Regions from separate parts of the Homo sapiens genome. Here region 2 is linked to region 1. A link is an interaction called in ENCODE POLR2A ChIA-PET data of the cell type or tissue named here. Cell type or tissue: Caco-2. All regions are shown on one strand. Each heading gives the region's core, and the rest is flanking DNA. Links, peaks and the distances in the headings are about the cores only.

The links. Peaks named below come from ENCODE experiments on the same cell type or tissue, not always from the same donor. Only the 100,000 strongest peaks of a DNase experiment are listed, where the experiment ranks them.
Region 2: POLR2A ChIA-PET joins it to region 1 with 7 read pairs; 10 of 35 experiments call an interaction of 5 or more read pairs at or near these places.

The regions. Positions count from the first base shown.
Region 1 is chr14:77,311,674-77,317,054 of GRCh38, forward strand. POMT2 (protein O-mannosyltransferase 2) reads right to left here. Exons shown (of 21, transcript NM_013382.7): 2 at 276-360. Among named protein-coding and RNA genes, the nearest start is that of POMT2, 6.5 kb to the right of the region's middle. In Caco-2, for the core only: a CTCF peak has its summit at 4,421 (motif pointing left); DNase peaks (open chromatin) are centred at 2,488 and 4,423.
Region 2 is chr14:77,406,881-77,412,261 of GRCh38, forward strand. NOXRED1 (NADP dependent oxidoreductase domain containing 1) reads right to left here. Exons shown (of 6, transcript NM_001113475.3): 3 at 585-765. Among named protein-coding and RNA genes, the nearest start is that of NOXRED1, 14 kb to the right of the region's middle. In Caco-2, for the core only: CTCF peaks have their summits at 2,523 (motif pointing left) and 2,740; a DNase peak (open chromatin) is centred at 2,507.

The sequences.
Region 1 (5,381 bases), core at 327-5,326:
CTTTTTATGACCAAATATTATTCCACCATATGGCTGTGCCACACTTTGTTCATCCCTCCCTCAGCTGATGGGCCCTCTTTCCATTTCTGAGCCCAGAGGACCCTTAAAAAACACCAGAGATTTTCCATGAAAGTAGCTGGTCTGAAATGTCAGAAAATTCTTTCTACAAGTCCCAAATTCTTTCTAGAAGCCCCAAATCCAAAATCAAGATGTGGCTCCAGCCCTTAGGAACAATCCTCTGGGACCAGAGAGCTGCTATTCACCACACTGCTCACCTTTCCCAGGGGCGGGTGCACATCAAAGAAAAATGTACGGTTGATATAGTAACTTCCCATTTTTCCAAAGTGAGTCTCATCCCAACTAAAGGAAACACAGAAAGAGAAACAAGAATTTTAAAATTATCATAAAATCCAAATGGCCTTCATAAAGCATGGTTAAAATTAAAGGCTATGCATTTCAAACAATTAATGCAAAAGTCTGGATTTAAAAAAAAAATATTTTGACACAAGTGATTTTAGGAAGAAAGACATCAAGCTGGCCACTGGTCTTCATTTAGATAGATGAGAAAGGCGAGCAAATATTCACTAGCCAGTTACCAATTGAGTTAAATATACATATACTTACTCTGTATCTTGAGTTTCTATTTATTTTAAAAGGACAAGATGTTTTCTCATAATATGGAAAGGTTTGTAGTAAGAGTTTTCTTCTGGCCGGGTACGGTGGCTCACACCTGTAATCCCAGCACTTTGGGAGGCCGAGGCAGGCGGATCACGAAGTCAGGAGATGGAGACCATCCTGGCTAACATGGTAAAACCCTGTCTCTACTAAAAATACAAAAAATTAGCCAGGCATGGTGGCACGTGCCTGTAATCCCAGCTACTAGGGAGGCTGAGGCGTGAACCCGGGAGGCAGAGCTTGCAGTGAGCCGAGATCGCGCCACTGCACTCCAGCCTAGGCGACAGAGTGAGACTCCGTCTCAAAAAAAAAAAAAGTTTTCTTCCTATCTTCAAGTAGCTAGTGTAAACAAAAATTTAAATTAAAAAAAGTTTCTTCCAAGTCTGCTAACTTCTGAGACAACATTTGCTATTAGAAGGTCCATTACGACGCTGTTGGGCTGCTGGTCAGAGTTGAGTCTATAAACCATGAGTGTCACAGGAGTCTCATTTTGCTCAGCCACCCTGTGACAAGTAAGCTGCTAACTGTGATCTGGCTGATCTTATACTAACTAGTATATAAAAGTTGAAGGCTTTCTTACTAAATTAAGACCACATCTAAAACCTATCCTCATTGCTTAAGTTATTTTGCAAGTAAATAAGTGATTTGAATAAACAGGCTTTCAAACACAATGCAAAGTCCTCTTTTATACAACCACATACACCTTTCTACACCATACATGAGGGCTTTGGGAACGCAGCCAAGTCATCCAGCAGAGCCTGGCCTTTTCTATTTGTAATTTTCTCCCTGTAGCTCAAAAGAAGGGTTACTTTCTAGTAGTCATCAATCCCCAGGTCATGAGCAGTCATTATTGACCTACTACATAAGGGGAAAACATGCTTTACCTAAGAATCTAAGGTTCTTTTTATATCTTACTTGGTGGGTCCAAGATAGGCAAAAGAATAGGTCTATTTCAGCATCTGCTAAACACCTTGACAGGCAGTGAGGACATTGGCATGGTGAGGTCGAAGACAGAAATAACTTCAAAGCAGGGTAATGAAACTGATTTGCAGAAAGAGAGATCCAGTCCCAGCTCCACCACTAATTAATGGCACAACCCGCCAAAATCACTTATTCTCTCTAGTCCTCTTATCTCATCTACAAAATGAAGACAATAATATTATCTGCCCTGCCCACCTCCCAGGGAGGCCTTAGGGCTCAACTCAGATAACACATGTGAAAGAATTCTGTAGATTATAAAGTACCATCCCTGCTGGGCCCTCCTTAAACTGTCCTGACATTTGTGGTTAGTTTTTAAATCTGTTTGGGAACATACTAACAAAAGGATTCCAGTTTTTTTGTTTTGTTTTGTTTTGTTTTGTTTTTGCTTGTTTTTTGAGACAGAGTTTCACTCTTGTTGCCCAGGCTGGAGTACATGGACACAATCTTGGCTCACTGCACTTTTCACCTCCCGGGTTCAAGCGATTCTCCTGCCTCAGCCTTCCAAGTAGCTAGGACTACAGGCGGCCGCCACCACACCTGGCTAATTTTTGTATTTTTAGTAGAGATGGGGTTTCACCATGTTGGCCAGGCTGGTCTCGAAACTCCAAACCTCAGGTGATCCACCTGCCTCAGCCCCCCAAAGTGCTGGGGTTATAGGTGTGAACCACCGCACCCAGCCTGGGCTCCAGATTTTTACTTCAAAAGTTTCCCAAGTAAAACCAGTTGTAACATTCATATTTCCTCCTGGCTTTTATTGCTTGTGTTAGGAGAGACAGTCCTCCGTGGCTCTCTTGTGCTCCTCCAGGCCTTGCAAGGTATGCCAAGAATGCTGTTTGCAGTAAACAACCTTGAGGGAAGTTAGTGTCTCCCTCTGAGACAGAGGGCTGTCTTGTTTATTGCTTGCCATAAAACAGCAGATTCCCTAAGCTTAATATTACTCAGCTGTGATGCAAGCTACTGCATGTGCAAGCATTCATCCAGTCCCTCAGCACCACGTGGGACTTAGGGGCAAAGGAAACTGATGCCAACATGCTGATGCACATCCCACTTGCTGTGCCATGAGAAATAAAGTCCTCTGTCTCTGACCCAAGACTTTGTCTTCTGTCAGCATGCAAAAAACAGTGACAGGCTAACTTATTAGCTAATAAGTAGGCTAAGATAAAATCACAGCCCCTGACAGTGTGGAGACAAGCATAGGATGAGGAGAGACATAGTCTTTGGTAAGAGAAAGAATGAGGGCCTCCATGGGCAGGCAATGGGGTAGTGAGAGTCCCCCACTGTCCCACTATTAGAGAGGCTGATGGAAAGAGGTAGGATTGAAACAAGCCACTGAATGTCACCCTGGTTACTGCCCTGTCCTCTGGGCAAAAGGAGGAAGAGGAGTGATCATGACAATGGCAGCAAGCCCAGCAGCCCCTGCCAAAAGGCAATATGGATATGGCTGCTCAATCAACAAGTCTCCAACGGTGCGGCAATAGGACCCTGCTATATAAGATAGAACTTTGAGTAAAATGAAACACTGAAAGATCCTTGGGGGAGCTGTGTACTCAAGCCAAAAGTAAATATAAATATGACTTGCTTTGTGGCTCGGAGCCACTCTCTCCCTTTATGTCCCAGGATCCCTCCCACTCTACCACAACCTCAGCTGCATTAAAGACTGAGATGATTAAAGGTTGGGCTGAGGTTTCCATGTCCCTAAAGGGGACTGAAGGTCATACACACCCATCCTAGTATGCTGGAGAGCCCCAGGGAGGAGAGGGGCAAACTCAGGGCTCTGCTGGATATGAGGTCCCACATCTCCACCCTACCATGTCTCATGGGGGGAAGGATGTACTACACACAGAGGTTACTGCAGACACTCAGGACTGCAGGGACAGCCATAGCAGTGCGCACAAGGACTAAAGGGAAAAGGGCCCCTAACCCTGAGGGAGCGACACTGGGGAGGTCGTGATGCAAGCCTAGTGAAGAGCTAAAGGAGCAGAAAAAGCTTCTCCCCACTCCCTGCAGCCAGCACCGCCACACTCTCCGACTGGGAAATGGCAAAATCTCTGGCTGGCTGTCACCATAGCCCCTGATGCAGGCCTTCTAGACGCATTAGTTCGAGGGGAAAAAGTGTCCAGATTAAACTGGTAATGTTTGAGCCACGCTCCCTGTAGGGAAGGGAAGTTAAAGTGACATTCCAGGCAGAGCTCTTTGGGCCTCTTCAATGTACTATTCCTGTGGCTTCCAGTGCTGAATGTATAGCTGATACTGATCCCATAAGTGTCGAAGAGGATTATCCTGGGCAAGGGCTGCTGTGTGTAGACAGGTGATCCTGTCCTCTCCTGGTGGTCCAGAAGAAAAAAATCTACATCCCTGGAAGGGAAAGGAAATAAATCACAGGCTTAAAAACTTCGTGGCGGCTGGGTGCAGTGGCTCATGCCTGTAATCCCAACCCTTTGGGAGGCCGAGGCGGGCGGATCACCTGAGGTCAGGAGTTTGAGACCAGCCTGGCCAACATGGTGAAACCCTGTCTCTACTAAAAATACAAAAAGGTAGCCAGGCGTGATAGGGGCGCCTGTAATCCCAGCTACTCGGGAGGCTAAGGCAGAGAATTGCTTGAAGCCAGGAGGCAGAGGTTGCAGTGAGCTGAAATTGCGCCACTGCACTCCAGCCTGGGCGACAGAGCGAGAATCTCAAAAAACAAAAACAAACAAACAAAAAACAACTTTGTGGCTGCTGGAGTACTGAGAGCCATGCACCAGAATCACAGTGCCACCTGCTGGACATAGGTACCAAGCACACCCTTTTTAAAAGGACAGCTATTAACTCCTTAGTTAACTACTCAACACTTTGAAATTGATTGCCAGACCCATAAAGGCCTCAGGACTCCCTGGCCTAGTATTCCCACTTTGGGGTGGGTCAATGGGAATCTACTGATAACAAGGGAAGGGTTTAACAAGCCTCACTGATCCTATGGAAATAGTACATTCAAGAGTACAGCTGGTAATCCCAGCTATTCAGGAGGCTGAGGCAGGAGGATGGCTTGAGGTCAGGAGTTCAAGACCAGCCTTGGCAGGATAGTGAGAACTCAGCTCTTAAAAAATCTGTTTTAATTAGCTGGACATGGTGGCACGTGCCTGTAGTGCCAGCTACTCAGGAGGCTGAGACAGGAGGAGCCCAGGAGTTTGAGGATGCAGTGAGCTATGATTGTACCACTCCACTCCAGACTGGGCAACAGAGTCAGATCTCATCTCTAAAAAAAAAAAAAAAAAAAAAAAAGAGTATAGCTAGCCTGGCCCTAGAGGCATCTTGGTTTTACGTGAAGAAGTGGCAGCTCCCACTCTGGGAGAAACAACCTTCTCTGCTACCTGAAGCCGAGCTGCTGTTCAGTAGGGCCCTTGATTCACAGGGGTTCCTGTAAATGCTTAGGCCTGGCTCACCAATGATTAGGCTGAGTTAAAAGCTGATGTTGCCCACCAAGCAGCAGCAGGCACTTAGCCCCAATGATAACTCTGGATGGCTGATGGCAGTAAGGATTGAAGCATTTGGTATGCCACTTGGAAGACTAAATACTGAGAGATGAAAGCTGAGAAGTGTGGAAACACATCATGGCTGCCTGCCAATAGGACAGACTGGATCACTCACGTAGGTGCCCACACTAAGGGCAGGTACTCTCGTAAGACTGACTGGAATCAAACTGCTGATCCAGCCTGCACCACCAAGACTGCTGCCATAGCCACCTG
Region 2 (5,381 bases), core at 1-5,000, 95 kb after region 1:
AGTAAAGCCAAGACAGGGAGTGCAATGCCAGGACTGGAATAAATGACGACATAACCCACTGTGTTTACATCCAACCCCATCAACAGACTCCCCCACACAGCTCAGAGATAAATGCGGGTCTGGGTCTGTGCTGAGAGCACTAATTAACTGGACTGTTCATCCACCTAACAAATCCTTACTTATTGAATGTTATGTGCTAGGCACTGGGCTAGAAACTAAGTGTGCAGAAATAATATTTGACACATACTTTCAGTAACTTTTCATGTTATTGACCGATGGTTTCTCTTCTCATTGATGCACAAGGAGAATACTTCAGTGTTCAAGTAATGGGAATAAATGTTCTATTGCAATTTTAAACCTTTGTACAGCAACAAAAATGGTTTGTGGTTACTATTTGTGGGTAAGTAGGGAAGTTACGAGAAAGATTGGCTAACTATGTTCTTCTACAGATAAAGCTGCTTCCTCCTTATTACTGGAAACAACCAACTCTAAGAGATAGGGGCTACAGTGGAGGTGGGAGGCAGAAGTCAGAGATAAGGAGACAGAGCAGTTGTGCCAGTTCCATTCTCACCCTAACAAGATACCTGGGTAGTGGGATGGCAGCTACAAAGCTGTACACAATGCTGGCCTTCTCAAGGCTGGTGTAAATTTCTACGCAGATATTAGGCAGCTGAGACGGCAAGCAGCAGAGGAATATCACATCGGCCCAACTCACCAGATCAGCGTTATGGTAAAAGCATTTGATTCCCAGCTTCTGGAGCTCACCTGGGAGGGATAAAGGAAGACAGGAAGAGCACAGTACTAAAGAGTTTGACCTGAACATCAACTATGGGGAGAGGGTGATCATTATTTTAGCTCAGTAAATCAACCCATCTTATTGCTCCATAAATCAGAAGATATTCCTTCCTACAGACCTTCTAAAAGCCACGCAGCAATGCCCTAACTCTATTACTAAAGCAGCAGTAGTACTTGAAATTATAATTCATCTTTTTTTTTTTTTTTTTTGAGACGGAGTCTCACTCTGACGCCCAGGCTGCAGTACACTAGCGTAATCTCGGCTCACTGCAACCTCCGCCTCCCGGGTTCAAGCGATTCTCCTGCCTCAGCTGCTCAAGTAGCTGAGATTACAGGCATGCGCCACCATGCCCAGTTAGTCTTTGTATTTTTAGTAGAGACGGGGTTTCACTATGTTGGCCAGGCTGGTCTCAAATTCCCAACCTCAGATGATCCGCCCATCTCGTCCGCCCAAAGTGCAGGGATTACAGGCGTGAGCCACCACGCCTGGCCTATAATTCACCTTTATCTTACTTTTAGATCAAGTGCTGGAATTTTTCCAATTTTTTTTTAAGACAGGGTCTTGCTTTGTCACCTGTGGTGTGATCATGGCTTACTATAGCCTCAACTTCCTGAGCTCAAGGGATCCTCCCGCCTCAGCCTCCCAAGTAGCTGGGACCACTGGTGAGTGTGACCATGCCCAGCTAATTTTTTTATTTTGTGTAGAGACAAGGTCTCACTATGTTGCCTAGGTTGGCCTCAAACCCCAGGACTCAAGTGATCCTCCCACCTCCGCCTCCCAAAGTCCTGGGATTACAGGCATGAGCCCTATGTGCTGCCCAGACTTTTTTTTTAGGAAGAAAAAAAATCTCAGAGAAGTCTTTTACTCCAATGTACTGCAGGATAACCATGTGTCAGATAATGTACAAAGGACTTTACAGTTTCTAAGGTGTAACCCCCACAAGGACCTTATGAAGCAGAAACGAGTAGCAGTCCCATTTTACAGATGAGACTGAGGATTCAAGAAGTTATATGACTTGTCCAAAGTTACAGAGCTGCTGGCTTGAGGTGGTGGAAAAGACTAGGAGAGTGGAAGGTATAAATCAGAGGCTGAGAAGGGTTTGCAAAGATTTAACAGTTTCTGTAAAGTATATACAAATTAATTTTATTAGGATATCTATAAATGAAGAAAGACTGATAACTCATGTAGTTGCATAAAAACACTCACTGGTAGTTAATTTTTTTTTTTTTTTTTTTTGGCTAGCGATGGGATCTCACTGTTATCCAGGCTGGTTTCCAACTCCTGGCTTCAAGTGATCCCCCTGCCATAGCCTCCCAAATGTGCTGGGATTATGGGCATGAGGCAATATGGATTTTCAAAAGTATAAACCTAAAGTGTTCACTCACATCTGGTGGTATGTCATAAATGTCATTGGAAAACAGAATATAACAGACATTGGAGAGTGACTTCTTATGTTAACCACTGAGAGTACATGGCAAATGTAATGCTAAGGTTATCTAGATACTGATAAACCTGGAAGAAAGACAGATGATTTGGTTTGGCTCTGTGCCCCCACCCAAATATCATCTCGAATTGTACTCCCCACGTGTTGAGGGAGGGACCTGGTGTGAGGTGATTGGATCATGGGGGCAGTTTCCCCCATGCTGTTCTCATGATAGCGAGGGAGTTCTCATGAGAGCTGATGGTTTAAACATGGCACTTTCCCCTGTGTGCTCTCTCCTGCCACCTTGTGAAGAAGGTGCCTGCTTCTGCTTCACCTTCCACCATGACTGTAAGTTTCCTGAGGCCTTCACAGCCATGCAGAACTGTGAGTCAATTAAACCTCTTTTGTTTATAAATTACCCAGTCTCAGACAGTATCTTTATAGCAGTGTGAAAACAGACTAATACAACAGGACAAAGTTTAGAAAACAGGCCTATCTATCATTCTCTCCTGTGTTGTTCTCATTCTTTTCATGTGCATAGAAGCTGATGTTGAGCATTTTGAATTATTGTTTCCTTACACAACACATAGTGATATTTTACAACTATAATTTTATTCTAATAAATATATTGCTTTGCAAAGAATATATATACTTTGTTGAAATATCACATATATTAGTCCTATTGATGGGATAAAGATATATACCTTGAGATTTTTTTTTTTTTTTTGAGACAGAGTCTTGCTCTGTCATCCAGGCTGGAGTGCGTGGTACAATTTTGGCTCACTGCAACTTCTGCCTCCTGGGTTCGAGCAATTCTCATTCCTCCCCTGTAGCTGGGATTCGAAGGTATGTGCCATCATGCCTGGCTAAGTTTTGTATTTTTAGCAGAGATGGGGTTTCATCATGTTGGCCAGGCTGGTCTCAAACTCCTGGCCTCAAGTGATGCAGCTGACTCAGTCTCTCAGAGTGCTGGGATTACCGGCATGAGCCACCATGCCCAGTTGGTAAGATTTTTTTTTTAGTTTCCTTAGGAATATAGGAAAAAAAAAATGGCCAGGTGTGGTGACTTACTCCTGCAATACCTGCACTTTCAGAGGGTGAAGTGGGAGGACTGGTTGAGCCTAGCAGTTTAAGACTAGCCTCGGCATTAGAGTGACACCCTGTCTCTATTTATAAACCAAAAGAAAAAAAGAAAAAAACATTACAAATCAATAAGAAAAATAAACCTGGGCACTGTGGCTCACACCTATATCCCAGCACTTTGGGAGGCTAAGGCAAATGGATCACTTGAGGCCAGGAGTTCGAGACCAGCCTGGCCAACATGGCAAAACCCTGTCTCTACTAAAATATTATACAAAAATTAGCTGGGCATGGTGGTGTGTGCCTGTAATCCCAGGTATGTGAGGGGCTGAGGCATGAGAATCACTTGAGCTTGGGAGGCAGGGAGGTTGTAGTGAGCCGAGATCATGCCACTACACTCCAGCCTGGGTGACAAAGTGAGACTCCATCTCAAAATAAATAAATACATATATACATAAATAAATACATAAATAAAGTAAGTAAGAAAAATACAGGCACACCAACAGAAAAAATGGTCAGAAGCACCTCAGAAAAAATGACATAGTAATAAACCTAAGAAAATAAAACTCTTCTATTGATTAATGAAAGACATATTAAAACAAGAAAATAATTTAAAGTATATTAAAATGGTGATGTTAAAAATGATCCCAGCACTGACCTGTGTGTAGTGAAATGGGTGTTCTTATGCAATGTTGGTAAAAAAGTATACCTGAAAACCTTTTGGGAGGTCAATTTGAAAAAATACATTAGAAGTTTCTTTAAATTTTAAAGATATACCTACCACATGACCCAGCCATTTCACTGCCACATATTTACCCAAGAAAAATGAAAGTAGTTGCCTACATGAACACTTATATACATGTATTCATGGCAGCTTTATTTGTAATAGCCAGAAACTGCAAACAGCCTAAGTCAACCAAATAAATAAACTGTGGAATAATCATGCAGGGAAATACTACTCAGAAATAAAAAAGGATATTGATACATTAAAAACGTGGATATATTTCAGCTGGGCATGGTGGCTCACGCTTGTAATCCCAGCACTTTGGGAGGCTGAGGTGGGAGGATCACTTGAGGTCAGGAGTTGGAGACCAGCCTGGCCAACATGATGAAACACCATCTCTATTAAAAATACAAAAAATTAGCTGGGCATGGTGGTGAGCGCATGTAATCCCAACTACTTGGGAGGCTGGGGCAGGAGAATCGCTTGAACCCGGGAGGCTGAGGTTGCCGTGAGCCGAGATCACACCACTGTACTCCAGCCTGGGTGACAGAGTGAGACTCTGTCTCAAAAAAAAAAAAAAAAAAAAAACTTGGATATATTTCAAACAAATTATGCAGTGTGAAAGAAGTTAGACTAAAAAAACACTACAAACTGTATGATTCCATTTAGATAAAATTCTAGAAAATGCACACTAATCTATGGTGACAGAAATCAGATTGTTGGTTTCATGGGTGGAGAGCTTCAGGGAAGTGGACAGAAAGGGATTACCAAAGACAAGTGGCAACTTTTGGGGGTGATGGGATACGTTCATTACCTTGTGATGGTTTCACAGTTGTATACGTGTCAAAACATCAAATTGTACTCTTTTAACTGTGTGCCATTTATTGTATAGAAATAATATTTTAGGGGCAGGTGCAGTGGCTCACGCCTGTAATCCCGGCACTTTGGGAGGCCGAGGCAGGCAGATCACCTGAGGTCAGGAGTACAAGACCAGCCTGGCTAACATGGTGAAACCCCGTCTCTACTAAAAATGCAAAAAAATTTAGCTGGGTGTGGTGGCGTATGCCTGTAATTCCAGCTACTCAGGAGGCTGAGGCGGGAGAATCGCTTGAACCCGGGAGGCAGAGGTTGCAGTGAGCCGAGATCGTGCTCTCCACGATCTGCACTCCAGCCTAGGTGACAGAGCAAGACTCAGTCTAAAAAAAAAAAAAAAAAAAAAAAAAATTTAATAAAGCTGTACCAATTCTTTGGCCTAATAACTTTATTTGGAAAATTATGTACAAGGAAGTTCAACTAAATAAGGCATAGTTACATAAATTATGGTACATCCATACTTTGGGATATTATACAACCTTAAA